Regions from separate parts of the Homo sapiens genome. Here region 2 is linked to region 1. The links are chromatin loops, found by intact Hi-C in ENCODE. Cell type or tissue: Panc1. All regions are shown on one strand. Links, peaks and the distances in the headings refer to the core of each region. The heading gives the core; the rest is flanking DNA.

The links. A loop is a pair of places that touch in the nucleus more often than their neighbours do. Peaks named below come from ENCODE experiments on the same cell type or tissue, not always from the same donor. Only the 100,000 strongest peaks of a DNase experiment are listed, where the experiment ranks them.
Region 2: it touches region 1 in a loop (2.4-fold over the local background); 6 of 110 quality-filtered maps call a loop at or near these places.

The regions. Positions count from the first base shown.
Region 1 is chr5:140,150,767-140,166,914 of GRCh38, reverse strand. It overlaps LOC124901086 (a long non-coding RNA gene), which reads left to right and starts at 9,455. Exons shown (of 4, transcript XR_007058964.1): 1 at 9,455-9,607; 2 at 10,551-10,765; 3 at 12,789-12,860; 4 at 14,762-14,840. LOC101929719 (a long non-coding RNA gene) reads right to left here and starts at 9,596. Exons shown (of 5, transcript NR_130738.1): 1 at 9,557-9,596; 2 at 2,103-2,265. RefSeq lists an enhancer at 12,245-12,904. In Panc1, for the core only: CTCF peaks have their summits at 9,386 and 9,606 (motif pointing right); a DNase peak (open chromatin) is centred at 9,644; H3K4me3 peaks cover 998 bases; H3K27ac peaks cover 890 bases.
Region 2 is chr5:139,978,038-139,994,185 of GRCh38, reverse strand. All of the region lies in intron 1 of NRG2 (neuregulin 2), which reads left to right. Among named protein-coding and RNA genes, the nearest start is that of NRG2, 57 kb to the left of the region's middle. RefSeq lists an enhancer at 7,691-8,890. In Panc1, for the core only: no CTCF peak of the experiment used is centred there; a DNase peak (open chromatin) is centred at 8,275.

The DNA.
Region 1 (16,148 bases), core at 4,782-12,781:
TGAGTTTGCACCATGAGGCTCTAAATCTCAGCCTCTCTAGGTCCTGGTACTGTATCTTTGGAAGACACACACAGGAAGGACTTAGATACCTTCTGAAAAAGATGGGACAAAGAAAGCTTATACTCCTCCTCTCCCCTCCTCTTGCTTGGAAGATCATTTAAGATTAAGAGATGAAGTGACTTTTCCCACTGAAGGGGACACAGGGCAATGCTATGATTCGGAGTGTCCAGAGGCCTGTGTTCCAGCCATGGTTCCCCTATGTCCTCACCTTGGGACCCAGCACTACTTACTCCACCTTTTTGAGTCTCAGTTTCCCCATCTAAGAAATGGGAATAATAATAGGACCAACCACATAGAGCTGTTGTGAGGGTTAATTCATTGAGATGCTGAATGGTAAGAGAGGCTTCCTTTGCACAGAGCTTGTTCTCTAGTTTACTGCAGCCTCCAGTAATCCCCTTCCTGCCTCCCTGTCTGCACCCTAGGAGAAGGTACAGGTTAAAAGACAGATCTATGGTCCGATCATGGCCCCATCTCTTATTTCTGTGGCTCCTTGGACTGGTGATCAGGAGTCATTTTTCTGCATGATGACCAGGGCCACTCCACTGCAATTCTTTAGCTGCAGCAGTGGAGACACACACTACCTTTGTTCCCAGTGCATCCAGGTCCTTATTTTAGATGCTACCTTCGATTCTCTGAGCTGCTTCAGCCACAGTCCAGATGAGAGTGTGCTTGTCCTGCCCCCTCCCCTCCCCAGCCTGGAAGGTATGGAGTCCACCCGCATCAGAGTGGAGAGTGTCACTTTTTATGTATGCAGATTCCTGGGCTTCATCCTAGACCTATCACTTCTGAATCCCTGGGAGCCAGGGCCTAGGAGCCTTCAGGTGTGACAAGCCCTCCAAGAGAACAGATGCGCATGAAAGTATTTATGGCCCTCTGGGGCCTCAAGATCTGGAGAGCTTTGCCTCAATCGGGAGAGTCCTAGTCACTGCTTAGCAGAGTTTGGCTCTACTCCCTGCCCCGCCCACCCCTGCTCAGTCCCAGGCCCAGTCCCCCATTATCTCACACTAGAACCAGTGGCCTTGCTCTCTGCCTGCCAATCTGGAGATCTTGATCTGAAGTGTCAACCTGGCCCTGATACTTCCTGACTATAAATTCTGCAGGGGTTTCCCATTCCCTGCAGGATCAAGTCTGACAAAGCATTCAAAGCCACTCTCTTCAGCCTCAGATCTCCTGCCACTCCCTCTCCTAGTTGGGAACACTCCAACTAGGCTTATATTATGCTGAGGTCTCTGAATGTTCCCTGAGGCTACATGTCTCTGAGCTTCTGTAGGCACAGTACCCTCCACCAGAATGACCTTTCCCCTCTTCTACTACTCTTCCAGTCTCAGCCGAAATGTCACCTCCTCTGGGAAGCCTTCTCAGATGTCCCTAATGCCTACTACTCCTCTTTCCCTGTACACTCCCCAAATATATCACCCATGACCCTGAATTGCCTTTATTTGCTTATGTGTTTCCGCCCCACAAAACTATGAGGGATTTGCATTTTATTCATATCAAATTCCACAACTTTATCAGGGCTGATAAGGCTTGGCATGATCTGGCTCCCATCCACCTCTCCACCCTGTCCCCCACCATTCTCTGCCCCACCTACTTCACGCAGTCACTGTGGCCTGCTGACTGTTTCCAAGCTCAACAAGCTCTTTCCTGATCCTGTTCCTGTAGTGCTGTTTGCCTGGAATGCTCCCCATCGATCTTGCCATAGCTGGCTCCCTCTTGACATCCAGATCTTGCTCAAATGTCACCTTTTCAAGGCCAGCCAATCAAAATAGTTTTGTTTGTTCTAGAACTTCATTTAAATGTAATAATATGCTATGTATGCTTCTATCTGGCATCTTTCAGTATAAAGTTTTCGAGTTGTATTCATGTTGTAGCACTTACCACTACTTTGTTCCTTTTTATTACTGAGTAGTAAGCCATTGTATGAATATACCACAATTTATCTGTTCACCTGTTGATGGATACTTGGGATATTTCCAGTTTTTGGTTATTATGAATACAGCTGCTCTGACATTTTTCATGTACTAATCTTTGTGCAGACATACATTTTTATTTCCTTTGGATAAATACTTGTCTTAGTCCATTTGGTGGTGTTGTAACAGAATACTTGAGATGGGTCATTTATAAAAAGGTGTAGCTCACAGTTCTGCAGACTGGGAAGTTCAAGTGGCAGTGGCATCCACTCGGCTTCTGGTGAGGGCTTTTGTCCTGGGTCAAAACATGGCAGAAAAGGTTAAAGGGGAAGCAGACGTATGCAAAGAGAGATCAAACAGGAGGAGAAACTTCACTTTATTACAACCCCTTGCTCAGGAACTAATACATTCCTTGAGAATTGATCCAGTCTCTTGAGAACAACAACAACAACAAGAAAACACTCTACTAGGACAACAGCACCAACCTATTTTCATAAGGGATTCACCCCTATGATCCAAGCACCTCCCACTAGGCCTTACCTCCCCAGTGGACAGAACTGGCAAGCAAACTTCAACATGAGTTTTGACACAGACAAATCACATCCCAACCATACCTATAATGGAGATTGCTGGGCATTGGTAAGTATATGTTTAACTTTATAAGACACCACCAAACTTTTTTCCAAGTGACTGTTCCAGTTCACACTCCTGCCAGCAATATATAAGAGTTCCAGTTGTTCCACATCGTCACCAACACGTTATTACCGATTCTCCTAAAGTTTAGCCATTCTAGTGAGTGTGTGATGTTATCTCATTGTGATTTTAATTTACATTTCCCTAATGGCTAATAATGTTGAACAACTTTTCATGTGTGTTTATTGGATGTTTGTATATCTTCTTTTTGAGGTATTTGTTAAATTTTTTTTGCCCATATTTTATTTTGGTTGGGGTCTTACTATTGAGTTATTAGATTTCTTTATATGTTCCAGATAGAAATCTTTTGTCAAAAGTATGTATTACAAAACCTTCTCCTAGTGTATGACTTACCTATTTATCTTTTTAATGCTGTCTTTTTCCTCCTTTTATAGTAAGTTCTTTCTATGATCTCTGCCTACCCCACCATCATGAAGAATTTCTTCTTTCTTTCTTTCTTTTTTTTTTTTTTGAGATGGAGTTTTGCTCTTATTGCCCAGGCTAGAGTGCAGTGGCACAATCTCGGCTCACTGCAACCTCTGCCTTCCGGTTTCAAGCAATTCTCCTGCCTTAGCCTCCCAAGTCACTGGGATTACAGGCGCCTGCCACCATGCCCAGCTAATTGTTTTTGTATTTTTAGTAGAGACGGGGTTTCACCATGTTGGTCAGGCTGTTCTCGAACTGCTGACCTCGTGATCCACCCACCTCGGCTTCCCAAAGTGCTGGGATTACAGGCATGAGCCACCGTGCCTGGCAGAATTTCTTTCTTCCAGAAGTTTTATAGTTTTTTTTTTAATAGTTCTTTGATTTATTTTGAGTATGGTATGAAGTAAGGATTGAAATGCATTGCATTCCATATGGATATTCAGTTATTCCAACACCATCTGTTGAAAAGTCCATCTCTTTACCTGTAGTTATTTAAATTTTGTTGTATTGGTCTCTCCTACTAGTCTATAAGTTTCATATATTGTTCTAATGTAACCTGGGCTCTTCTCTATCCCTGCTACCTTCTTACAGGTAGAGAAAGCAGAGAAAGAGCATGCTTGCAAGTTAATTCAGGACATGATCCCAGGGAGCAGGAATAGGGGACTGGGGAGACTCATGAAGTAGGAACAAGGGAAAGCCAGTGCCATGGTGTGTTATAGAGCTGGTCACCACTGTGGGCAGCTGGGGCTTGACCCAGCTGGGATGTGATGAGGAGCAGTGTAGAGTGCACCTCCTAGTTGTCCACTGAGTGTCAGAGAAGAAAGCACATAGCCACCAACCCCAGCCGCCAAGGGCCCAGGGTTACTCCCAAGGGGTTAACATCCTCAGACATCCAGTTTGCAGTACTGGAGTCCAGGGAGAAGCCCCAGCAGAAGGCAAGAGCAGAGCCGTGTGGAGCAGCTGAGCCTCGGTGCGTTTACCTGCTCCAAGCTGGTTGCCACAGTGATGGCTGAGTAAAACGTGGGCCAAAAGGATGACAGGAGGGTTACAAGAGGTTTCCCATACACATTCATTCCACAAATATTATTTCCTTCTATATGCCAAGCACTGTGTTAAGCACTGGAGATAGCCATCAAAAAGCCAAGCCCTGTCCTTATAGGGAGACAGACAGGACGCAAGTCAACAATTGATATAATATTATATCAAGGAGAAATAAGTGCTATGAAGAAAATAAAACAGGATAAGGGAACCGAGGGTGAGCGCAGGGATGGGGCTCATTTTGACCACCAGGGAAGGCCTCTGAGGAGCTGACATTAGACAGAACCAAATGAGGAACTGAGCCATGTGTATACCCAGGGCAAGAACATTCCAGGTGGAGGGAACCGCAGGTGAAAGACTTGAGGGAGGAACAAGCTTAGGGCATTAGAGAAACAAGGAAGTCACTGTGGCTGGAGCAGAGTGAGGGGAAGAGGCATAAGAGATCAGGAGAGGCAGCCTGGCAGGCCCTTTGAGTTTGAATTTTATTCTGAGTGTGATGGGAAGCCACTCGAAGTATTTAAGAAAGGTTATAGGCCGGGCACAGTGGCTCATGCCTGTAGTCCCAGCACTTTGGGAGGCTGAGGTGGGCAAATTGCTTGAGCTCAGGAGATTGAGACACACCTGGGCAGCATGGTGAAACCCCATCTCTAAAAAAATACAACCCCAAAACCCCAAAATTAGCTGGGTGTGGCAGTGTGCACCTGTAGTCCCAGCTACTTGTGAGGCTGAGAGGCTGAGGTGGGAGGATTACTTGAGCCCAGGAGGTTGAGGCTGCAGTGAGCTATGATCACACCACTGCACTCCAGCCTGGGCAACAGAGCAAAACCCTGTCTCAAAAAAAAAAAAAAAAAAAAAAAAAAGAGGGTTATGACCTGGTCTTATTTATGTTTTAAAAGTCATGTGGGTGAGACCGGCCTGGCCAACATGGTAAAACCCAGTCTACTAAAAATACAAAAATTAGCCAGGCATGGTGGCACACACCTGTAGTCCCAGCTATTTAAGAGGCTGAGGCAGGAAAATCGCTTGAACCCAGGAGGTGGAGGTTGCAGTGAGCCAAGATTGCGCCACTGCACTCCAGCCTGTGCGACAGAGTGAAACGCTGCCAAAAAGAAAAAAATTATGTGGGGTACCATTACACACCTATAGTGGGGCAGGGCTAAAATCCTAAACACAAAAACAAAAGAAGCGGTAATATCCAGTGCTGGCAGGGATCCAAAGAAACTGCAGCTTTCACACTGCTGGTGGGAATGCAAAATTTGTATAGTCAGTTTGCAAGAGTTTGGCTATTTCTCATAAATATGCCCTTACCATACAACCCAGCAATCCCACTTGTAGGTATTTTCCCACAGTGAAATGATACTTCTGTTCACACAAAAACCTGTACACAAATGTTTATAGTGACTTTATAATTGTCCAACAACTGGAAACAATTCAAATGTGTTTCAACTGGTAAATGTATAAACTGTATAAACTGTGGTACAGCCATATAAAAAGGAATGAACTATTGGTAATGTGTGCAACAACTTCAAGGGACCTTGAGGGTGTTATTCTTGGTGGAAAAATTCAATATAAAAATGTTAGATACAGACCAAGGCAGGCGGATCACAAGGTCAAGAGATTGAGACCATCCTGGCCAACACAGTGAAACCCCATCTCTACTACAAATACAAAAAATAGCTGGGCGTGGTGGTGCGCACCTGTAATCCCAGCTACTTGGGAGGCTGAGGCAGGAGAACTGCTTGAACCCGGGAGGCGGGGGTTGCAGTGAGCCAAGATTGCACCACTGCACTCCAGCCTGGAGACAGAGCAAGACTCCGTCTCAAAAAAAAAAAAAAAAAAAAAGAAAAAAGAAAAAATGTTAGATAACTATGTGATTTCCTGTATATAACGATCTCAAAATGACAAAACGACAGAGATGGAGAACACATTCATGGTTGCCAGGGGATAGAAAGAGAGACAAGGAGGAATGAAGTGGGAGTGGATGTGAATGCAAAGAAGTGTCACTAGTGAGTTATTCTGTGGTGATGTAACAGCTATCTGTCTTGGTTGTGGTGGTAGTTACATGAATCTACACATGGGATAAAAGAGCACAGATACACACACACACGTAAATGAATGCAGGTGAAAACGAAATAATGTCTGTAGCCTAGTTGATAGTAGGTTGGTGCAAAAGTAATTGCGGTTTTTACCACTACCTTCAATGGCAAAAACTAAAATTACTTTTAAGTAATAAGATGTCACCACGGGGGGACACTGGAAGAAGGGTACAGGAGACTATTATTTTTGCAACTTCGTATGAATCTATAATTATTTCAAAATCAAAAGTTTAGAAATACAACTAATGGATAAAAAAACTATAAAAGGCTTTTTTTTTTTAACTGGGATAGTTTGCAAATGGATGAGCATTAGATGACATTTGGGAATTATTGTCAACTTTCTTAGGTGTGATAATATATGCTTATCACATGTCCATACATTCTTAGGTGGTATATGTTAAAGTTTTAGAGGTAAAGTGTCAAAGTGTCTACAACTTATCTGCAAATTGTTCAGCAAATATATGCCTATGTATATACATAATTTTAAAATATGGCAAAACACAGGCAATACAGAGGGACCAGCAACAGCTCCAGGAAGTGGCATCTGGATGCTTCCACAGAGGCCCAGGTAAAGTCATCTACCTTTCTTCTGAGACTTATAAATCAAAACCAAACTTTCTTCCCCATGGTGGAAAGACTAGCTCCTTTTGTTTCTTTTTGAAAAAAGAAAGATGTTGGTAATTTCCTTTGCAAACTTAAAATGCTAAATAAACATGACACTTTGTTTTACAATATAATAATAACTATTATTTATTAGGGGCTTTCTCAACGCCAGGTCCCTTTTCAGGCACTATGCCATCCTTATAGCAATTGAATGCAGTAGCTATTTTTAGTAGCCCCATTGTACAAGTGAGGAAGCTGAGGCTCAGAAAGGTGGGATGACTTGCCCTTGGCTGCACCCTAGGGTGCTCTGATGCTTACCTGCTCCACAGGAGGCCTCTTTCAGAGTCCTCCTCCTCCCCTTCAGCCACTAGCTCTACCCCTACCTAGGGACAGCCTTTATGTAGAGTCACTGTGGGTCCAGCAGCACCATTCAGGCCATGGATGTCTTTCTCTGGCTGAGAATGGGAAGGTTCTCTGTCTCTGCAGTGGGGTGAGTGGTTGCATCTAGGTCAAATATGGGAGGGAAAAGAAGGGGATGGAGTGAGGGACCTGGAGGGAAGAGGGAGAACATGCAGAAAACACCGGATGCTCTTTATAGCTTCTTCAAAAAACAAAGGCATTAGGGAACACAGGTTTTTATCAGTCTGTTAGGAGGAAGGAGGGAGAAGGGGGAGTAGAGGTTGTGAAGGATGTCTATTCAGATGTCAGAATTAGGTCTGGGGCCCAGTGATAATGACAATAAAGATGGTAATGATGACAACAATAATAGCAGACACTGTGTGCCAAGTGCAGTGCTAAACACAGCACACTAATTATCTCAGGCAGCCTTCTCAGGAACTCTACAGTTTACTATCTTTGTCATCCCAATTTTCAGATTAGAAAACTGAGGCCCACAAAGTAATACCAAATTATACATTTTCTTTTCCTTTTTTTGAGACAGAGTTGCACTCTTGTTGCCCAGGCTGGAGTGCAATGGTGCAATCTCAGCTCTCCGTAACCTCCGTCTCCCGGGTTCAAGTGATTCTCCTGCCTCAGCCTCCTGAGTAGCTGGGATTACAGGCATGCGCCACCACGCCCGGCTAATATTGTATTTTTAGTAGAGATGGGGGGTTTCTCCATGTTGGTCAGGCTGGTCTTGAACTCCTGACCTCAGGTGATCTGCCGGCCTCAGCCTCCCAAAGTGCTGGGATTATAGGCGTGAGCTTACACATTTTCATATGTACACACTCGAATATAAATACAATTGAATGAGGTCAGTGTACACATTGACACTAACTACACAACAACACAAACTAACAACAGTAGGTACCTGAGGAAGGGTGAGTGTGGTCAAGGGGGGAGCTTCAGCTTTTCATTGTATTGCGCGATTTTTTTTACAGTGGGAATGTGTAACCATGCCTGTGACATTTCTTTTAAAAAGTGGGTGATGCTGAAGACTGTGTCCAAGGATCCCAGAACTAATTTGGGGCCACACCTCACACACTGCACATCCCAGGCCTTGACCACGAGGCTGCACAGCCTTTCAAAGGGAGACCCGTGCCTGCCTCATTTTTTTTTTTTTTTTTGAGACGGAGTCTTGCAGTGTTGCCCAGGCTGGAGTGCAGTGGCGCGATATAGGCTCACTGAAAGCTCCACCTCCTGGGTTCACGCCATTCTCCTGCCTCAGCCTCCCGAGTAGCTGGGACTACAGGCGCCCGCCACCACGCCTGGCTAATTTTTTGTATTTTTAGTAGAGACAGGGTTTCACCGTGTTAGCCAGGATGATCTTGATCTCCTGACCTCGTGATCCGCCCGCCTCGGCCTCCCAAAGTGCTGGGATTACAGGCGTGAGCCACCGCGCCTGGCTTTTTTTTTTTTTTGAGACGGAGTCTCACTCTGTCGCCCAAGCTGGAGTGCAGCGGCGCTATCCCAGCTCCCTGCAGCCTCCACCTCCCGGGTTCAAGCGATTCTCCTGCCTCAGCCTCCCGAGTAGCTGGGATTACAGGCATGCGCCACCACACCCGAGTTTTTTTTTTTTTTTTTTTTTTGAGACGGAGTCTTGCTCTGTCGCCCAGGCTGGAGTGCAGTGGCGCGATCTAGGCTCACTGCAACCTCTGCCTCCCGGGTTCAAGCGATTCTCTTGCCTCAGCCTCCCAAGTAGCTGGGATTACAGGCACGCGCCACTATGCCCGGCTAATTTTTTTTTTTTTTTGTATTTTTAGTAGAGACGAGGTTTCACCATGTTGGCCAGTCCTGTCTCCAACTCCTGGCCTCAAGTGATTCGCCCGCCTCGGCCTCCCAAAGTGCTGGGATTACAGGCGTGAGCCCCCGCGCCCGGCCTGCCCCCACACTTGGATGGTAGAGAGGAAGGAGGAAACGACTTCTCAGAGGCGTCGGCCCCTTGCCCTATCCGTCTTCCCTGGGTCTCCTGGGGGATTGGGCCAGCCGGGAGTCCCGGAGCTGGGCAAGTGTCCAGCCCCGGAGCCCGCCCACTGTCACGGAGCGGACTCCCGTCCAATCAGACCCGGGTGATGCCACTCCGGAGATGAGAGTGGCAGGAAATCAAGGTCAAGGCCCTGGTCACAATGGGGCCATTGTCGTTCTCCAGTCAGTTGACTTTCAAGCAGCCGTTCCCCATCCACCCTTCACTCTTTCTCCCACCCCCACCCCCCGCCCCCTGTCAGGAAGTCACCCAAACCTATTGCCTCCGTATTAGACTCTGCCTGAAGGAAGCCGCTTTCTGGATCCTACCCCAGACGCTGGAGGCTGGGCTGCTGCGGCATCGTCTATTAGGTCCACCAGGTGGCGACAGAGCACCACATTTCTGAGTGCAGGGAGGGAGGCCCGGGGCTGGCGGCTCAATCACTGATCAGGGCGTGGGGGAACCCTGCCCTTCCTGTTTTATCCAAGAGAAACAAAAAACCAAGTCAGATTATACTTTCCCTCACCCTTTACTCTGAGGTCACAGGAATCTGGAATCTTAGGGACTCTTCCCTTAGCAAACGGCAAAATGGCCGTGGGTTGCAGCCCTATTTTTTTTCCTTGAATGGGGGTGGAAAACCAAGGGGAAACCTATTTACTCCGGAAGTCACAGCAAGTGGAACCCTGACTGCCTCTCTAGCCTGCATTAATCAATTGGCTGATTGATGGGTTGTGTTAGTGTATAAACGTCACGTCTGAAAGGACTTCCCTGGTCCCCCAGTCTAAATTATGCCTTCCCTGTTCTCCCTCAGAGCCAGCTTTAGTTTTCCTTCTTTGCATGTATCCGTTTGTAACTGGACACATTTGTTTGATTATTTTCCACTAGAATATACTCTGCGAGAGCAGGGACTGGGTCTAGTTTTGTTGCATTAATTTGTCCACTAAGGACAATACAGTAGAGTATCTGGCACATAGTAGGTATTCAGTAATACCTAATACTGATAATATTATAAACATAATAAATGAAGGAGTGCCCAATTGAGCAATGCGGGTGGAGGTGGGCTTCTGGTCCCTGAGAATTCAGCATGTGTGAATTCAGGTAGGCCCACTTAGCAGGCTGCACCTGGCCCAAACTATCACATTAGAGAGGCAGGCCCCAGAGGCAGAAAAGCTTTGAGGTTAAGACATCTGGTCTGGGCTCTAGCCACCTGGCTTCACGATCTCATTGTCCCCTCATGTGGTGGGCGACTTTGCACGCATCAACCTTTCCGAGCTTGTCTCCTCATTTGCAAAATGGGGACAAACATGGCATTTATCTTCTAAGGCCACTGTGAGGGTTCTGAGAGAGAATTCATGGAAGATGCTTAGCCCAGGGCTGGGGACCCAGTAAGCACTCCGGGAATATTCGTCATTACTATTATTACTATTATTGCTGCTGCTGTTGCTGCTACTACTACTACTGCTGCTGCTGCTGCTGTTGGAGAAAGAACCTTCACTGAGGCTGTATAGCCCAAGTGCTCCAGGCAGGTACCAGCTGAGGTGAGGGGTCTGGGGCTGAGAGGATATTCCATTGGTACCTGCCCCTTGGCAGTTCTCTGGGTTTGATTTCTCTTATCAACTGGTCCAGGAAGCTGAGGCTGGTAGGGCCTGTTCCTCTCTCCTGGTGGCAGAGGTCAGATCTGTCTCTGCTGCAATCGCTGCTGGGGGGACATCCTCTTAGCCTTCCTGGGACACTGTGGGCCCAGGCAAGCCCATTAGTTAATTCCTTTGTTTAACAGGCATGGTGCTTTACCAGGTCCTGGGGATGGTGGTGAATAGAGTCATCTTCTCCCTGTTCACAAGAAGCACATGGGGTTGGAGCACAGGGGGAGATGTTAATCAAAGCAAAATGGGGGAAAAGGGCATTTTTTTTTAACTGTGATAGGGGACAGGGCCTGGTCTACGACATTCCCTGAGGAAGTGACTTCTGGACTGGGAGCTGAAGGAGGAGGAAGAGGAGCTATCCAAGAAAATCCCTCCCTTAAAGCAACCAGCCCTGGGGAATGCTGTGATGACCCAACCGGTCCTCAGGCTCTTCCTGGCCCAGTCAAATGGTCAGATGGGAGAAGATTAAAAACCAACACACCCTAAGTACACAGGCTCCTCCTGGGGTCTACTGCCCCCACTAGCGTTACCTGGACACATATACACACAATGTCAAGTCGCAGCCCCTAACCCTGGCCCCAGCCCTGGGGGAAGAGGAAAAGTCTTAGGGAGGTGGCCAGGAGAAGTTGCCATGGGTTCAAAAAGGCCTGGGATGAAGGGATCCTGGGATGACTCCCTGGGGTCAGCATTCTGGGTGGGATAGGGTGCAAACCCGTGGTTCCAGGCAACCAGACGCACCAGCCACCAGCACGTCAGGGGAGCTGAGAGCATAAGCTATGTTATCTGGGTCCTGGGCACGTATCGCAGCTCTAAGGCTTGGCAGCTTTGGCAAATTTCTTCACCTAAGCCTCAGTTTGCTTGCCTATAAAATGGGAGCAATAATAATAACACCAACCTCATCGAGTGTTTTGGGGGACTTAGTGAGATAATACACGAAACGTCCTGGCACATAATGGGCACTTGACAAACATTAGTGTTATTATGTATTCTTTCTTTTTTTGAGACAAAGTTTTGCTCTTGTTGCCCAGGCTGAAGTGCAGTGGTGCAATCTCGGCTCACCGCAACCACCGCCTCCTGGGTTCAAGCAATTCTCCTGCCTCAGCCTCTCGAGTAGCTGGGATTACAGGCATGTGCCACCACGCCCAGCTAATTACAGGCATGTGCCACCACGCCCAGCTAATTTTGTATTTTTAGTACAGACGGGGTTTCTCCACGTTGGTCAGGCTGGTCTCGAACTCCCAACCTCAGGTTATCCACCCGCCTCAGCCTCCCAAACTGCTGGGATTACAGGCGGGAGCTACCGTGCCCGGACTATATATTCTTTTATATAGGCCTTTATCTTTTATAGCTCCTTTGTCACAGGATTCTGCCAGTTTGGAGATAAGGAACCTGAGACCCAGAGAGGTGAACTAACTTGCTTAGGGTCCCACAGTTAAAAAGCAGAGGAGTCGGGATTTGAAGCCAAGTTTCTTTGACTGCAAAGCCTGTGCTCCTAGGAGGTGAGGGAGGGAAGAGATCAGTGGCTGCCTGGGAAGAAGCTGGGCTCCTGTTCAGTCATATTTTCATGGATTCAACAGATGGGTGTAAATCTTTCTGGGGCTGAGGGTGGAGTACACATCCTCTTTTTCTAAATGTGGGAGTCAGGCAGGGCTCCCGCTGGTCCCAGTTGCCCCAGCCATGATGGAGGCAGAGCAAGCAGGAGTGGGGAGGAAGAGAAAGCCACTCGGGGCAGGGAGTAACTGAGTCCCAGGGGCTTGGAGTTGGGCTGAGGCCACTAACGGAGCCCTGGCAAGTCTTTCTTGCCAGCCTGAGCCACAAATCTCTGCTCACTCTCACCCCTAGGAGTTTGTGGCGCCCCCTCCCTTTCCCACCTCAGCCTGGGACCCCTCCTTTCTCTCCTCCTCCCTCCTGAATGCAGTAATCCCAGCTAACAAAAGCGACCATGGCTACTCTGACGTGTGGGACGACGATGCTAGCCAGGCCGTGCCAGGTCAGTATGCCAAGCTGGGCTCAGGCCCCTTCCCACGTGCCAGGGTGCACTGGCCCTGCTGTCTGCTCCCTCCCCATGAAAACCCAAGCAGCCCTCATTTTTGAGACAATGGAATTAAACAGCTATGGGACAGGTGGAAGTAGGGGGCTGTGAGAGTAGGGAAAAAGTAGAACCTTCCTGAGCCTGTCCTGCCTCCTCTCCAGCTCTGGAAGGATGGGCTGCAGACCAGGGCTTGAGAAGGAAGAGGTCAGATGGGTTGCAGAGTGCAAAAAGGACTGCCCTAATTAGAGGCCTCTTAAATTCTCTGAGCCTCAGTTGCCTCATTTGTTAAATGGAATTAATAAACTCTCCTGAGGTTTGGTTGGATTAAAAAAGATAATGAATGAAAAATACTTAAGCACAGGGCCGGACACATAGCAAGCACTGGATAAATGATCTCCCTTGCCGCTGCAGGGGCTGCTGGTGCTGTTACTGATGCAAATTCTGAGCCGTGGCCACGCACACTTTGGCTGGCCTCCAGGGGACGGTCAGCTAGGTCCGCTGGGGAACCTTCCTCCCTGCCTGGTCCCACTAATGATGACACCAGGTCCTTGGGCCTGATGCAAGAAGATCAGATGTCCTGCAAGGGAGAGTCACCATCTCCTACCTCATCCCCGGCACCCCACCCCCACCTTACCAGAATGCAAGGTGTCCTGGCTAGCCTGCAAGGTGGGATGGGGACCCTTTAGCTACAGGCTGCCTGATTTCTCCTCCCTTCCTCTCACTGCTTCTCTGCCTTTAACTTTTCTCTTTGCCAATGCCAGAGACCTGCTTTCTTATGCCAAGGAGAGAGAGAGAGGAGGAGGGAGGGGGCTGGGGGAGGGGTGAGGAGATGGAGGAAGCGCTCCAGTGCATAAAGAGGAAGGGGCTTCCTTCCGCTCTCTGTCTTTTCATTGTCAAGTTGAAATTGGTGACATTGGGTAGTATATTTAAGACATCTGTCCCCATGCCCTGCCACTCCCTTAGGAAAAGAGCTGCTCTCTGTTTGCGTAATAGAAGAATAGAAGCTTTAATAAAAGTTTTATTAAATAAAAGAAGCTTAATAAATAAAAACTATTACACAACAACAGAGTCTGCGGTCCCATTGGCCACCTGACCACTCACTTCCGGACTGGGGGCTGTTGTGCCCATATCCTGGCCTGTGTCCTTCCGCTCTGTGGGGCGCAGGACAGGGCTGGACCTGGTAGAGGCAACAGTGCAGGCTTGGGCCCGGGCTGGGGCTGAAATCCTGACCCTCGGCCCTTTTGGATAATAGCAGCCTGAGCAGGGGGTCCTTGAGAACTGGGATCACCAAAGTCCTGGTCCTGAGGCAGGATCTTTTCAGTCCCTCCCACAGGTGGGGCCACCCCTCTGCCCCACCAAGTTGCCCCAGAAGCTGGAGAGGAAAAAACTCTGGGTCTCCAGACAACGGTCTGGAGAATCCTTGAGGATCTGGAAGTCCCCGCTGCTGCCTGGCCTGGTGAGAGAGCAGGCTGCCCCCCACCCGCCCCCCTACCCAAAAGTGGCAGGCACCCTGGGTGGAGTTCGGCCCCAATGTGTGGAGCCTCCGGAGCTCGCTGATCTGAGCTGCGATTAGGTTGGAATGTTCCCGGTCCAGTTCGCAGCGATGTGGTTGTGCTGGCCTAGGGAGATTGTCCGAGGGTCTGGCTGTGCCAGGTTCCTCCTGCCTTAAGGGCCTGTGATTTCTGGCCAGCCCACCCACAGGACTCCCCTCTTGCCTCTGCCTACCGCACCCACCTTTCTTAGCAGCCCTCACATGCCTTAGGCCCCCCGGGGCCTTGCTCATTTGTCCCCTCTGCCTGAAAGCCCTCCCCTACACCCGTCATCCCTCTTGCCTCACTTATTTCTATTCTGTCTTTCAGACCCCTCCAGGGAGCCTTGCTGACCCCTCCACGACTCAAGCTGCATTGGCTGCCCCTCCGCTGCACTCTCCAAGTTCCCTGTGCTCCTGGATCTGGCACGCATTATGCTGTCTCCAGAGTACTTGTGTTGCAAAGTGTCTGTCCCCTCTCATCACTTCAGCTGCCTATGGATAGGGATGGTGTCATCTCTGAGCCTTGATTCATAAGACCTGCATGGGGCAGATGCTCACATTGAATGGACCAATGAGTGGTGGTTACACTGTTTACCTGCGGGTGGAGTGGGGAGACTTCCTGTTAGCAAGTGCTTTTCCCACACTTGAGACTGCCTCTCTCCTCTCTAAGTCCTGGATTTTAGGCCTCCTTCCCCTTCTACCCAAGCTCACCCCCCCTTGTCATAACCTGATGAGGGCTGAGGGAGGTGGTACAGGAGATGAGTTAAGTGTGGGGCCACTTGCCAGCTAAGAACCCTTGACCCAAGTTTCCTTTTCTGGAAAACAGACAATAACAGCACCTTCTTAGAGTGGCTATAAGGACATAACAAGCCCCTTCCCTCCCCCTGTCCACACTCAACAAGGGGCTCTATTCTTTCCTGAAGGTCTGTGGTTGCCTCCGGAGGCTGGAGGGCAGCTCTGGAGTCTGGCTTGGCTTTCTATTTGCAACCATTCCATATCCCTTGTCCCCACCCCACTCCCTCCCTAGGGCCACACCTCTCCACAATGCGGAAGCCATGGGGTACTCTGGGATTTATGTCCGTGGTGTGTAGGGGAAACTCCTGGAACAAATGAGCGGCTGTGCACGTGGTTGTGTTTGGTTTTGGACTCAGAGGGCACCTCTGGTTTTATGGGTCTGTCCTTGGTCTTATGCTGGCTGCCTGCCAGGTTCCAGGGGTCCACATCCCTGGAATCACTACCTAGGCCCAAGGTGGGGAGCAGAGACCGATAACCCAGGTGTCTGGGGTTATTAGCCATCAGAAACATGGAACCTGACAGCAGGAGAGTGGCCACCACTTTGCCCTGACATCTGGAGGCCTTACTGCCCCACCCTCAGGTCATCATCCCCAAGGCCTGGCAGATATTTGTGTGAAGACAGAAGGAATTTGGGTGAGGGCAGAGACCAGCATGGCACCCACCCTTTTCCTCCAATGCCCCTCCCTCTCCCAGCTCAGGGGCTTAGGAGTGTGGTATGCAGCGGGGATGGAGGGTATGAACCCTAGAAGCAGACCGGCCTCAATTTTAATCCTAACTAGCTGTATTGTGTGACCTTGGGCAAGTGACTCCATTTTTCTGAGCCTCATTTCATAAGCTATAAAATGGGGATAACAACAGCACATATCTTTTAGAGAGTTGTAAGGATTAAACAATTAAATGGGATTAAATAACGAATTAAT
Region 2 (16,148 bases), core at 4,438-12,437, 170 kb after region 1:
ATCGTTCTTATGACACCCAGGATAGAAATGGGCATATACTTACTATGTGTTGTTTGATAATTACACATGCTAATGTAAATGAGTTCCTGGGCTATTTGGGGAGTCTGTGTTCTCTCAAATAAATCATACATTTTTAAAAAAGAAAGAAATTGTTCTTTCATTATAATAAGATTACTTTTTTATATAGTAAACACAATATGTGCCTGTCAAAGAAGTAAAAAGACAGAAAAGACAGACAAGCAAAATAACATAAATACCAGTAATAGTGATGACTGCTGTGAACCTTTGGCTTGCGTCCTTTCATATATTTGACTATATGGATTCAGACACACACACATTTTGTGTATTTTTTAACAAAAATAAAATCATATCACTGATACATACTCCTTTATCAGCGTAACATAGTTTGAATATCTTTGCCTGTCCATAAATAATTTCCTGTAATATAATTTTGATATAACAAATCTTTATTGAGGACCTATGCTGTCCCAGGAACTAATTTAGGGATTACAAATAAAGCAATGAACAAGACTTGCATGAAGCTTACACTATGGGCTGGAGCAAGATGAAAATCAAACAAATAAGTGGACAGGATAATTCCAGATACTGATAAGGGTTATTAAAACAATGATGTGAGACTATTTTAGATTGGATGGTCCATAAAGGTCTTTTGAGGAAGGAAATTTTGAGTTGAGGCTTTAACGATACTAGCGAGCTCCCATGTAAAGATTAGGAAAAAGCATTCCAGGAAGAGAGAATAGCTAATGGCCAAAGCTTAAGAATGAACTTGGCATGTTTGAGAAATCATAAGAAAGCCACTGTGGCTAAAACGCAGTGAGGAAGAGGGAAATTGGGTATTAAATCAGAGAGGTAGATGTAGATGAGAATTTTTGTGGGGCTCTTGTGGGCCTCATAGCCCATGGTCAAAATTTTGGATTTTATCCTAATGTCAATGAGAAGCCATTAGAGGGAAATGATATGATCTGATTTGTTTGAGGAGGACTGTTCTCCCTAAAGGTAATTTACATTATTAACAAAAGAGAGAACCTCCCCCTCCCCACCACACACACACCACACACAAATGCAATCATCACATTATATTCAAAGAAACCTTGGATAAAAATCAACACACAACAGAGGAAAACACCACACAACAAATAATCTGGTGTCTTTACCAAATGGATTGCAAGAAGAAAAAAAAAAAGATGGAGGAACAACCTATATAGATCGAAAGAGACCCAAAAGACATACTAAAAATTAGGCAAAACCAAACCATGGTGTTTAAGATTCATGGCTGGGTGAGCGAACTATGAGAAAACAGTAAGGAGGTGATTACCAAAAAGTCAACAGAGCAGTTACTCTTGGGCAGAAGGAAGGAGGGGCTCATAGCTGGGAAGGGACACACGTGAGGCTTTTGGGATGGTTGATTTGTCTCCTTTCATGGGTAGTGGTACAAAGGTGTTTGGCTTAGAATAATTAAGTTCTATTTTTAGGCTGTTTTCTTTATTTTTGTTATTTTAGCTATGAAAAAGGTTTTTTCTAATCGACAATTATTCATGATAAATGAAATGAAGGGGAACTTCTAACCAACTATAAAAACACTAGAGCAAACATCTTTCTACATAAGGACGTGTTAGTGTTAGAAGCAGTCACTTTAAAACAAGGAATGAAACAAAGGTCCCCCTATCATCAGTGCAAAAAGACAAGAAAAAGAAATGAGAGACAAAAGAATGAGAAGGGAGGAAATTAAATGGTCATTTTGGCATTATTTGTCATTATTTGCATAAAAAACTCAAAACAATACATAGATAAACTATTAGCAGTAATAGGAGAATTTAGTCAGTTAGCTTGATATAAGATGAATATGTAAAAGTAATTTACATTCTATATACCAACAGCAAACTAAAACACATAATTAAAGAGCAGACGCATTTAAAATAGTACCAGAGAAAATAAAATACTTAAAAATAAATCTAACAAACGTTACATGCCTTCTACTTTAAAAATGTGCAATTTCATTAAGAGATATTAAGGGAGTACTTAATAAATTAAGGGAGATAACACTTTCATAGATAGGATAATTTAATATCATAAAGATGACAATTCTCCAATTCTACCCTATTTGACCTACAGCGTTTTTTATGTTACCTGGTAAGGATTTAAAATACTGAAAAAAGAAAAGTAGGGAGAGAAGATTTGCCTCACCAAATATCAGGACTTATTATGAACTTATAGTAATTGAGACAATGTGGTTTTGGCACAAGGAAAAACAAACTGACCAATAAAATATATTAGAAAGCTCAGAAACTGCCTCACATAGATATGGAACTTCTGTAAATGATAGAAGTAGAATGTCAAATCAGTAGGGAAATAAAGAATGATATAGTACTTGGAACTGGAAAAAAATTCATATGCAAAAAAGCGAAACTGGAACCCTGCTCATACCCTATACAAAAAGTCAACTCCAGATGGTTTAAGAATGGAAATGTAGGTCAGCCCAGTGGCTCACGCCTGTAATCCCAGCACTTTGGGAGGCTGAGGTGGGCAGATCACCAGAGGTCAGGAGTTTGAGACTAGCCTGGCCAAAATGGTGAAACCTCTTCTCTACTAAAAAATACAAAAATCAGCCAGGCTGGGTGGTGCACACTCAGTGAGCTGAGATGGTGCCACTGCACTCCAGCCTGGGCGACCGAGTGAAACTTTGTCTCAGATAATAGTTATATTAATAATAATAATAATATGAAATGTAAAAAACACCCCATAACTTAAAAATTCTTAGTAGAAAATATAGGTGATTGTCTTTCATAAATTGAGTAGGGAAATATTTTTAAACAAGACACAAAAATATTGACTGCAAAAGAAAAACGGATACATTTGACCATATTAATATTGAGAATTTTGTTTTTTTTTGAGATGGAGTCTTGTTCTGTCGCCCAGGCTGGAGTGCAGTGGTGCGATCTTGGCTCACTGAAACCTCTGCCTCCGGGATTCAAGCGATTCTCTGCCTCAGCCTCCTGAGTAGCTGGGATTACAGGCACCCCCCCACACCATGCCAGGTTAATTTTTGTATTTCTAGTAGAGATGGGGTTTCACCATCTTGGCCAGGTTGGTCTTGAACTCCTGACCTCGTGATCCACCTGCCTTGGCCTCTCAAAGTGCTGGGATTACAGGCATGAGCCACCGCGCCCTGCTGAGAATTATTATATACCAAAAGACCGCTTAAAGAAAGTGAAAAGACAATTTACAGACTGGAAAAAGGTCTTTGCAACACACAAAACCAGCAAAGGATTAGTGTTAAGGATACGCAAAAAACAACTCTTACAAATTAATAAGAAAAGCACAAACAACCCAGTTTTTAAAAAATGGGCAAATAACAAGCATTTCATAGAATAGGAAACACTTAAGATCAATAAAAACATGGAGAGATGTTTAACATCATTAGTGATCAGGGAGATGCAAATTAAGAATACAATTCAATAACTTTTAGCACCCATTTGCTTGGCAAACTTTAACAGTTTGATAATGCCAGTGTTGGAAAAAGAAGTTAGAATCATAGGATCTCTTCAAAATTGCTAGTGGGTGCTGGGCACCATGGCTCAAGCCTGTAATCCCAGCACTTTGGGAGGCCAAGTCAGGTGGATCACTTGAGCCCAGGAGTTTGAGACCACCCTGGGCAACATGGCGAAACCCAATCTCTACTAAAAATACAAAAATTAGCTTGATGTAGTGGTGTGCACCTATAGTCCCAGCTACTTGGGAGGCTGAGGTGGGAGAATCACCTGAGCCCAGGAGGTGGAGGTTGTGGTAGTAAGCCAAGATCATGCCACTGCCCTCCAGCCTGGATGATAAGAGCAAAACTCCATCTCAAAATAAAATAAAATAAAATAAAATAAAATAAAATAAAATAAAATATTGCTAGTGGGAATGTAAACTGGTGAACAGTTTGGCAAACAATTAAAGTTTGACATTTACATACCACAAAATGCAGAAATTACATGCCTAGATATATATCCAACAGAAATTCTTGCACATACACAATAAGAGACATGGATCACAATGTTCATAACAGCATTCATAATAATAAAATAATAATAATAAGGCCAGGCACAGTGGCTCACGCCTGTAATCCCAGCACTTTGGGAGGCCGAGGTGGGCGGATCACAAGGTCAGGAGATCAAGACCATCCTGGCTAACATGGTGAAACCCCGTCTCTACTAAAAATACAAAAAATTAGCTGGGCGTGGTGGTGGGCACCTGTAGTCCCAGCTACTCGGGAGGCTGAGGCAGGAGAATGGCATGAACCCAGGAGGCGGAGCTTGCAGTGAGCCGAGATCACGCCACTGCAGTCCGGCCTGGGCAAAAGGCAAGACTCTGTCTCAAAAAAAAATAAAAAAATAAAATAAAATAAATAATAATAATAATAATAAAAACCTAGCAAAAAATCTTCAATGCCCATCAACAAGAGACTGAATAAACTAAATCCATAACTACAGTGGAATATTACACAGCTGTTTGAATGAATGAACTGTGGTGACATGCAACAACATGCGTGAATCTTAACAAATACCACTAAGTGCAAAAATTATTGCGTGCCACGGGATATTTTTTATTAAATTAAAAACTTTAAAAATATGTGTATTTAGGAACTCTTATAGATGCAATAACACTATATAAAAAGGAAAGCAAGGGAGTGAGGATTCAGGTTGATGGCTGCCTGGCATGGGAGGTGTTAGGACATGGCATGGGTAGGGGCCAAATGTGGTAGGTTTATGGGTGCTTTTAATACTTTAAACAAATGGTTAGCTAGCTAGCCAGGCAGCAAAGTAGACAGCTCTGACTGCTATGTGAAGAATGGATCAAAGGAGTAGAAGCTGGAGCAGGATGACCAGTTAGGAAGATGTTTAGTATCCAGATGAAGGAGGGTGAGGCATTGTTCTCCAGTGGTGGCCATTGAGATGGAGAGTAATGAACAGAATCAGAATCTATTCCGGAGATAATGGAGAACTTGCTCTGATGACTTAGATGTGGGAGGCAAGGAATATTCTATTGTACAAATCTTCCATAATTTAACAGTCTGCTCTTATGGTACATCTAAGTTGTTTACAATATTTTTTGCTCCAGTAAAGGTCTAAAATGAACATCCTTGTACCTTAATCTTCAAACAAATTCAATTAATGTCTTTCTTTTTTATGGTGTGAGACCGGGGCCAATTTTATTATATTTAAGACTGTTTGTTTTAGAGCAGTGTTAGGCTCACAGTCAAATTGAAAGGAAGGTACAGAGATTTCCCATATGGCCTCTGCCCTCATACATGTTCAGGCTCCCAATTACAATATCCCCCACGAGAGTGGTACATACATTACAACAGATAAACCTACATTGACACATCATTATCACCCAAAGTCTATACCTTACATTAGGGTTCACTCTTGGTGGTGTACATTCTATGGGTTTGGACATGTGTATAAGGACATACATTCGCTATAGTATCATATAGTATTTTCACTGCCCTGAAAATCCTCTGTGCTCCATCTATTCATCCTTCCCTTGCCCCAACCTCTGGCAACTACTGATCCTTTTACTCTCTCCATAGTTTTGCCTTTTCCAGAATGTGATACAGTTGGAATCATATAATACGTAACCTTTTCAATTGGCTTCTTTCCTTTAGCAATATGGATTTAAGGTTCCTCCAGATCTTTTCATGGCTTGATAGCTTTTTTCTTTTTAGCACTGAATATTTCATTTACTGGTTTACCACAGTTTATTCATTCCTCTAATGAAGGCCAACTCGGTTGCTTTCAAGTTTTGGCAATTATAGAAGATGATATGAACATCTGTGTGCATGTTTTTGTATGGACGTAAGTTTTCAACTCCTTTGGGTAAATACCAGAGAGCTCAATTGCTGGATTATATGGTAAGAGTATGTTTAGTTTTGTAAGAAACTGTCAAACTATCTTCCAAAGTGGCTGTGCCCTTTTGCATTCCCACCAGCAATGAACCAGAATTCCTGTTGCTCCACATCCTCACCAGCATTTGGTGTTGTCATGTTCTGGACTTTGGCCATTCTAATAGATATGTATCTTGAATTAGTTTCTGAAAATCAACCTGCAGAGGCTGGGCGTGGTGGCTCACGCCTGTAATCCCAGCACTTTGGGAGGCCGAGGCAGGCGGATCACAAGGTCAGGAGATCAAGACCATCCTGTCTAACACGGTGAAACCCCATCTCTACTGAAAATACAAAAAATTAGCCAGGCATGGCGGTGTGCGCCTATAGTCCCAGCTACTCGGGAGGCTGAGGCAGGAGGATGGCGTGAACCCGGGAGGTGGAGCTTGCAGTGAGCCGAGATCGCACTACTGCACTCCAGCCTGGGCAACAGAGTGAGACTCTCGTCTCAAAAAAAAAAAAAAAAAAACAACCTGCAGAAATGAAATTCTTATATCAAAGGATATGTGCATTTAATAAGGCTTTTGATACATATTACCAAGTTAGCTTCCTGAAATGAAAGATGGCACCACTTTAGCTCCCACTGGTATGAGGCAACATCCACCTGTCCTTTTCTACATTCAAAGCTCTGTATTCAGGGACAGTCTCATTGGCAGTGGAAGATAGGTAGATCTGTCTAGTGAATTTCTCCTGGACAGATGTGTGGTTACTCAGCAGTCTCTGGCTGGGATCGTCCCAGTTAGAGCATTTACTTCCCTGCTTCCTGCAGTGGGCATCCTTAGAGCACTGGACCCCTGCCTTGGGTCCTTTCCTGGAGCATGAGTCAGGATGTGAGGTGGCATAATATCCTTTTTTTTTTTTTTTTTTTTTTTTTGAGACAGAGTCTTGCTCTGTCACCCAGGCTGGAGCGCAGTGGCGCGATCTCAGCTCACTGCAACTTCCGCCTCCCGGGTTCAAGAGATTCTCCTGCCTCATCAGGGACTACAGGCGCTCACCGCCACGCTCGGCTAATTTTTTTTTTTTTTGTATTTTAGTAGAGATGGGCTTTCATTGTGTTGCCCAGGCTGGCCTTGAACTCCTGAGCTCAGGCAATCTGCCCGCCTCGGCCTCCCAAAGTGCTAGGATTACGGGCGTGAGCCACCGTGCCTAGCCCATAATATTCTTTTTCCTAGGAAAGGCTCCTTAGCATATGGATCAAAGAGATCTCTTCCCTTTTTTCCTTACCAGAGTCTTCCACTCAGACTCTGGCTGCCTCCAACCCCTAAAGAGCCTTTGGGGATTTCTAACAAACCTGGGATTTTTTTCTGAGTCAATTTGGAAAGGTTAAGCAAGCATATAAAAGAATTAATTAATTACCGAAGTTTATGTCCCCTCAGAGCCTCTAAAGCTGTGCTGTCCAATACAGTAGCCACTAGCCACAGGAAGCAATTTAAATTGGAATTTAAATTAGTCAAAATAAATAAGATGGAAAAATTCCATTCTCCAGTTCCACTAATCACATTTCAAGTGCTCAAGAGCCACATGTGCTAGTGGCTACCATATTGGACAACCCAGATATGGAACATTTCCATCATACAGAATGTTTTACAGAACATCACTGCAGAGGTTGGTTTACTCCAGAAATATTCCCAGGGGCCCTTTTAGGTGTGCAGTTGAGATGGTCAGTAAGGGTGGGTAGGAGTTATTGTTACCAATTAATATGACTTGCCGGATTTCTCCCTGCTCATCTAAAAAATAGTTCTCATTTATGTCTAGGTTCTTTTTGCTTCTTTCTCTCCGGTCTTGAGTAAGGGTCTCCAGTTGTGTCACAGTTATATCTTAAAGACTGTGTGTATGTGTGCTTTATAAGAGAAGTCTGATCACCAATTTATATCATTGACTGACCTACGCCAAAGCCCCTTTCCTCTAGTGCAAGGTCCTGGGGTGTGGGAGGATATCCCAGGGGCCACGCCTGACACATAGACAGGCTGAAGTTTTGCCTGTGTTTGCAGTGGACCTAAGGACAAATGTTAGGCTAACGCCAGAAATTCAGAATTTTTCATTCCTTCCCATTACCTCAGTTTCTTCTTGTGCAGTATGAAGATGGAGTTTCTCCTGAGCATTTTGGAGATGCAAGAAGGGATTGCTTGGAGTGACGAAGCTCCAGATTCTGTGTTCATTCTGCTAATCCTGGAGCTGGGGTAAACATGTGACTATGTTTATAGCCTGCCTATGTCCAGACCCTGCTGTGAGAAGCAGCTCTTCCCAGTGGCCTAAATATAGCCCTGGGAGCCCCACATGCCACATTCTATCTAGTCTTGGCTTGCACACTGACTCACTGTATGACTCTGTGAAAGTCACTTCCCCTCTCCTCCCAGTGGGTCATTGGGAGTTGGGGGGAGTGTGGATAATTGCCCTGAGTCACCTCTCAGAGAGGAGCTGATTAGGGCTCAATGAAGCGAAAGGTGTAAGCTGAAAGGGCAAGGGAAGAAGCAACTCTGGATAGAGCTCGAGGAGAGGGGGCTTGGCTTTCACACTGCTTGGGCAAGCTGTCCCCTGAGATTGGGAAGCCTGGGACCTATGGTTAGCTTCAAAAGGTCCGTAAACCTCTTTGAATTATGAACAGGGATACGTGGATGTAAGCCTGCATGCATTTTTATGGGGAAGGTCTATAGCTTTCATCAGATTCTCAGAAGTTAAATAACCCCAAACGGTTCTGAATCACTGCCTTAGGAAGTTTGACTTGGGTTCTGAGGAGAGGAGGTGCTGTTCCTGTTTCGGGAGGGGCAGCAAAGGTTGGGCTTCCCCAGGAAGTCAGAAGCCAGCTGTGCTAGGTACAGTGCTTAGAACAGCCCATGGAGAAAGGCCAGGCACTCTTTTGGGCCCTTGAGATAGAAATGAAATACTTTTTTTTTTTTTTTTTGAGACCGAGTCTTGCTCTGTCACCCAGGCTAGAGTGCAGTGGTGCAGTCTCGGCTCACTGCAGCCTCCACCTCCAGGATTCGAGTGATTCTCCTGCCTCAGCCTCTCGAGTAGCTGGGATTACAGGTGTGTGCCACCACACCTGGCTAATTTTTATATTTATAGTAGAGACGGGGTTTCACAATGTTGGCCAGGCTGGTCTCAAACTCCTGGTTTCAAGTGATCCATCTACCTCAGCCTCCCAAAGTGCTGGGATTACAGGAAATGAAATACTTTTTGACTCATCTACATCTCCCATCCCCTACTCTGAAGTCTGCTCTTCCCAGGTGTTTGGCCCTAAGTGAGGTCAGTATCTGCATGGGCACACCCTGGAAGACAAGGTTGAAGAACATATGCATGAGTATGGTATGCTATGCAAGTATCTGGGCTGAAAGTAAACCATGAATAAGGAATAGAAAAGCAGTCATCTGTGGAGGCCATATCACAAAGCAAAAGGGGTGTTAGAATGGGACTGAGGACACTTGGGCCCTGATTCTTACGTTGATCCTAAATCACTTTGTGACCTTAGCGGTCACTTAGCTTCTCTGTGCTTATTGTGCCATCTATAAAATGGGCTAACTTCCCCTGACCTAAATACTGACAGTGGCTGTTGTGAGAAATAAAAAGGAATTTAACAAAAATTAGCATTTGTTATGTTTTCTTATTTTAAAAGTTAATAAATGCTCATTGTAGGAATATGAAAAACCCAGAAATATGTGAAAAAAGGAAGAATTATTTGCAACCTCTCCATTCTGAAGTACATCTTATAAAATCTTGGAAATTATGCTCGCTTTGGCAGCACATATACTAAAATTGGAACAATAAAGTCTCGGAAATTTTCCTTACAAGTCATTTTTCCATGCATATATTTTTTCTCCTTACTTGATCTTAATGTTCATGTAATTTTATATACTGCTTTTCTTACCTACTATTGTATAGTGACCATTTATCTATATCATTAGTCGTTCTTCAGCAATCTCATTTTTAATGGCTGATGTTCCATCACTGGAAGGCACCAAAATTTATTTAACAAATTCCCAAGTGTAGGCCATTTATAAGTTGCTTCCAAATATTTCATATATTATAAATAATGCTATGTTGAACAGCCTTGTGTATAAATCTTTATGTTTGTCTCTCTTGCCTTAAAAGAAATTCTTAGAACTGAGATTACTGTGCCAGAATGTAAAGCTGATATAATTAAATATTTTAATATATATAAAATACAAGGCATTGATGAGACTGATGGCAAATACCTGTTCATTCATTATTAATGTAAATTCTTGCATGCCCATTGCAGTTGAGACATTTCTGTGAATGGGAGGTGAATGTTTCTATGATCCTGGCGCAGGGTAGTGCAGTTGAATTAGTGTCTATTTCTCTCTTTTGGAATTGTGCTATGCCAGGAAAACAAATCATTTATGGTAAGAAAGCTTTCAGTATGAGAGAGCAGGGAGTTTTGGCAAGGTATCCTTTTAAAAGGATCAACAAACAAGCTCTTGTCAAAGTGTTTGAAACTCTCAGTTCCAGTCAATACCCTATATATCTTAATAGCATGAGCAAGTCCCATTATTTCTCGGACTTCTGTAGTCCCACCTATTAAAATAGGGAGACTAATCCTTAACCCATCTGACATAAAGGAATATTGTGAAAATTTAATGAAATTGCGTGTCTGTGAAAGTATAACAGTATAAGCAAAGGTTCTTTTGCCTTCTCTTTATCACGAGATTGAGGGCTGCTGGGAGTGGAAGGAAACAATGGAGAACCAGGGGCAATGGAGGGAAGCGTCTGAGGGACTGAAAGAGAAATAAGGCCAAGAAATAGCACATGGAGTTTGGTAGAGCTCTGACCTGGAAAAGCCCTGGAAGAGGAGCAGATCCAGATGGGCCCGCCTTCCCTTTAGGCTGGGCCTTGCCTTGGGCCAGCTGTGTCCTGAGGACCACTCTCAGACGCAGGGCACTGAAACTTCCCCAGAAACAGAGACCTTTCTCATGTGACCCTGGGTGCCTTGGGACTCACTCTCTTGGAGGCAGTTTTTAGTGGCTAATCAAACTCACAGCCACCTTCTCCTCCAAATCTTCAGATAGGCTGGATCCTGCTCTGTGGAAATGAGGAAGGGAAGGGGGGTCCCTCTGAGCCATCTGCTCACCTCCAGGGGAGTGACTCTGAGAATCAAGGAGAATCCTATGAATGACTCCCCACTGTCCACAGGAATGTGCAACACTTCCCAGGCTCCCATAGCCAAAGACCTAGTGTTATAAACAGAAGCTGTGGTCCTGAGCTGTCAGAGAGGTTAATCCCCCAGACATCAGGGCCTGGCCTGGCAGAGTTGGGAGCTGGGCTGATAAAGCCTGATAAAGGGAAGCAGCAAGGGGAGAGGAACTGCAGGAGTGTGGGATGGACCCCCATGAAGGCAGTTTCTGATGGAGGCAAGTCATAAAATTTCCCCCATTCATTCTGCTGCCCCTGGGCAAGACTACTCCTCAGCCAGCTAAGAGTACGACACAAAAGATCTGTCCCCTGCTCACTGGACCAGGGGAAAGCAAGGCGCCTTGCGGGGGAATGGGAAGAGGATAACACCCGAAAGTTGTAAAGAAATAATTCCTGGCATTTTCTGAGCTGCCCTGAGGCAGAAGAGAGAGAAGAACAATTCCAACATGGTTCCAACTCTCAAAGAACCGGAAACTCGCTGTCTAGGACTGACGCGCTCTGCTGGCTTTCTTATAGCTCTTCCCTTCTAATTGACTACGACTTGAAGAAAAGCAACTAACTAATGAACAATGTGAGCTGCTGGAAATGTGCCAGGTCACGTGGTACAGGCCAAGAGTGCTGTAGGAGTTTAGAAAAGGCAGAGATTGGTGTGGGCTGAAGTGATTAGAACAGGTTTCCCAGAGAACGGGGGCCAGGACACAGTCCTGGCGGTTTGGATCCACCGTAAAGAGGGCAGGGAGGTGGAAAGGAGCAGCTTTAGGAGTGAGGGGAATGTGCTTGGACAGTGCTGAGGCTCAGGAGTGCCCCGGGATCATGCTGGGCAGCTGTAGGATGAGTGGTTGGGAGTGCAGGAGCAGATCGGGGGAGGAAGACAGATTGTAGATTGCTTTGAATTCTAGGCAGAGGAGTTTAGGCTTCACTTTACAGAAAACAGGGAGTAGAAAGAACCCCTAGAGTGAGGAGGTGTGGGAAGCCATGCTTTGCTGTTTACTTCCACCAAATTAATTTCTTTCTGCCCTCAGTGAGGCCACCTCAACCCCTGAACCATGTAAGGTCTCTTCTAAGAGCTAAATGGTACTGCTCCAAACGTGCTCTATGCTGGCACAGCCTTGGAGATTGCTGTCAAGCTCTTCTTTCTCCAGCGCCACCCCTAGAGACCACTGTCATTCTTCATTTTTCTTCCCATGCCTCCTCTCCAGCATCCCCTCTAGGTTAGCAGGCTCCAGGGAGGAGGGCAGATACTGGGAGCTTGCTCTGTGCTGGGGCACAGCCTTAAACAGGATCCAGCCTCTGTCTACAAAGCCCACAGCCTGGTAGAGCCAGACTAAATGGACATGCAAAGCATGACAAGAGTCTTTTTTTGCTGGCAGCCTGGAGCCTCTAATGCTGAACTGGGTCTTCCTCATGGTGCTCCTGGAACCATGGAACCCTAGATGGAGTTCTAGGAGTTCTGGGACCTGTCCCCTGATCACTCCCCTATTCCTGAGGGAATCCCTGGGCTTTGGTGCCTGGGATAGAACCAGAGCCTCAGCCTGGCTCTGCACAGCCACTTGGACTCTCTCTGGATTAGCTTCCCTGTGTTAAGAGAAGGGAAACGGCCACAGGGAATGCCTTCCAGAGGCAGGACTTGAACACTGCCAGCATGGCGGGTTAAGGATCCGTAAGAGTCCCATATGAGGGAGACCCAGGCCAGGGCCATGGCTGCTGGGAGGCCGGCCCTTCCCACCATGGCCATGTGGGGTGAGTGGGCTACATTTTCCTGCCTGTGAACTCCAACCCTAGGAGTGGGAACAGTGCTCCAAGCCACCTCTGGAGGAAGGGGATGTCGGAGGGGCACAGGTGGTAGGGGAGCAGCACCCAGTCCCAAATGAGCAGCTTGCTCAGGCTGGTGCTGGGTGTGAGCAATCGCTCTGCACTCAGCAACAGCTCTCGTCTGCCTGACCTCAGAGCGTGTACAGCAAGCCCAGCATAGATGCTGCTGGCTCTATTCTGGGTCCTCATCTCTGTATCAGTCACACCACAGGGAGTCCTTCTTAGGAAGCTGCTGCCACTGTTGATGCTTTTCCCAACTCTTCACAGCCACGCTGCACCCCAGGAGCTAAGGCTTAGTGTCTCCATCCTTCTGCCTGCCCCCTGAGACACATTTACAGAAACCACTTCTCTGCACAACCAAGCTCCTAGTAGGGGGTAATCAAGTCAAGAGATGCATAGATTTCACCATTTGGGACAGGAAAGTAGGAGGGAGATTCCCCAGGGAAAGGGAGTTGCCTGACAAGCTCAGAAAAAATTGTGGGGAGAATTAGTGGTAGGAAGAAGAGACAGGGAAGGGAAGGAAACTGGGTGGAAAATTCTGTATTGAAGCCAACTGATTGTAGAGATTAGTGCTGGTGTTCAGGTGGAGCCCATTCTGTCTGAACAGACAATTCTCTCCATCCTTTCCCCACAGAGCTCATTGGGGTTGAAAGTGTTGAATGGCAGTCGGTGACTTTTAGACTCTTCTTGGAAGGTATTTTCCTGCCCCCAGCCTTCAAGGATATCTGCCAGGGGAATGGTGGGCATGAGGATGGTGTGTCTGTCTTGGAGGGTACACGCTGAAAGCAGACTTGGGCTAAGAGCAGAGCTTATTTATCTGCACATTCCTATGGATCTAAGGCTTGGACTCTGACTTCAAGAGGTTCTCTATATCCTGAGGACAGCCTTGGAAGGAACAAAACCAGGTACAGTGAAGATTTTTTTTTTTTTTTGGTGATGCTGTGAACATCCTGTGAATTAGAAAGACAAATCTCCCAAAGAGCTGGGGCTGGATGTTTGGCTTCACCTGAAGCAGGGCCCCTCCGTTTTCAAGAGTCAGGAGAGAGCTGGGCTGCCTCACCTGTGTGTCCCTGGCCCCCAGGACTGCTGAGCTGTTTCCAGTGTGGGGAGAGAATTTCATGGGCTGTCATCACCAAACCCATCTGCCTCCGGATGTCCTGGGAGTAAGAGGAAGAAAGAGGCAGTGATAAGCAGAAATAGCATGGGATGTGACAAACTGGAGGGACCTTCCATGGGATCTGATGGGCCTGAGGGTTTTGCTTTGTTTTGTTTTGTTTTGTTTCTGGTGTTACCAAATTTCTTAGTTTCCAACAGAGTATTTTCACACATGGCCTCTTATATTAGTTATATATTACTGCATACAAAATCATTTCAAAATTTAGACTTACAGCAACAAGCATTTGTTATCTCACAGTTTCTGTGTATCAGGAATGCAGGTATGACTTAGCTGGGTGCTTCTGGTTCAAAGTCTCTCATGCCATTGCAGTCAAGCTGTCCTCCAGGACTGCGGTCATCTTAAGGCTCAGCCAGCGTTGCAGGATCAGCTTTGAAGCTCACTCATGTGTCGTTGGCAGGATTTGGAAGATCTGCTTCCAAGCACACTCACATGAGGCTCTCCACAGGGCTCCCTTATAACATGACAGCTAGCTTCCCAGGGACAAGCAATCCAAAATGGAAGCCAGTCTTTTTATGCCCTAATCTGCAACATGACATCCCATCATTCCCCACATTCTATGTGTTAGCAGCACATCAATAAGTCCAACCCACACTCAAGGGAGAAGATTACACAAGAACGAGAATCCCAGGAGATGGAGATTTTCGGGAGGCTGACCTAGAGGCTGCCGACCACGTCTCTCATTTTGGCCTCATAGCAACTCTGTGCTCTAGCCAGGGAGAAATCGTCTGCAGGTAAGGAGGAAAAGGAAAAGGAGCTCTAGGGAGGTGAGGGGCTCTACTCGTGATCAAAGAGTTGTGAAGTGGTAGATTTAGAATTTGAACGTAGGCGTCCATCTGACTTCAGACTTAGTAGTCTTTCTCTTTTTTTTTAAATTATACTTTAAGTTTTAGGGTACATGTGCACAATGTGCAGGTTTGTTACATATGTATATGTGCCATGTTGGTGTGCTGCACCTATTAACTCTTCATTTAACATTAGGTATATCTCCTAATACTATCCCTCCCCCCTCCCCCCACCCCACAACAGGCCCCGGTGTGTGATGCTCCCTTCCTGTGTCCTTGTATTCTCATTGTTCAATTCCCACCTATGAGTGAGAACACGCGGTGTTTGGTTTTTTTGTCCTTGTGATAGTTTGCTGAGAATGATGGTTTCCAGCTTCATCCATGTCCCTACAAAGGACATGAACTCATCATTTTTTATGGCTGCATAGTATTCCATGGTGTATATGTGCCACATTTTCTTAATCCAGTCTATCATTGATGGACATTTGGGTTGGTTCCAAGTCTTTGCTATTGTGAATAGTGCCGCAATAAACATAGTGCTGCAATATTGTGGCTGCGATAGTGCCACAGTAAACATAGTGCCGCAATATAAAAAGAGTCTCACAATATTGTGAATAGTGCCACAATAAACATACATGTGCATGTTTATAATATAGCAGCATGTTTTATATGTTTATAATATACAAGCATGTTATAGCAGCATGTTTTATAATCCTTTGGGTATATACCCAGTAATGGGATGGCGGGGTCAAATGGTATTTCTAGTTCTAGATCCCTGAGGAATCGCCACACTGACTTCCACAATGGTTGAACTAGTTTACAGTCCCACCAACAGTGTAAAAGTGTTCCTATTTCTCCACATCCTCTCCAGCACCTGTTGTTTCCTGACTTTTTAATGATCGCCATTCTAACTGGTGTGAAATAGTATCTCATTGTGGTTTTGATTTGCATTTCTCTGATGGCCAGTGATTATGAGCATTTTTTCATGTGTCTTTTGGCTGCATAAATGTCTTCTTTTGAGAAGTGTCTGTTCATATCTTTTGCCCACTTTTTGATGGGGTTGTTTGATTTTTTCTTGTAAATTTGTTGGAGTTCATTGTAGATGCTGGATATTAGCCCTTTGTCAGATGAGTAGATTGCAAAAATTTTCTCCCATTCTGTAGGTTGCCTGTTCCCTCTGATGGTAGTTTCTTTTGCTGTGCAGAAGCTCTTTAGTTTAATTAGATCCTATTTGTCAATTTTGGCTTTTGTTGCCATTGCTTTTGGTGTTTTAGACATGAAGTCC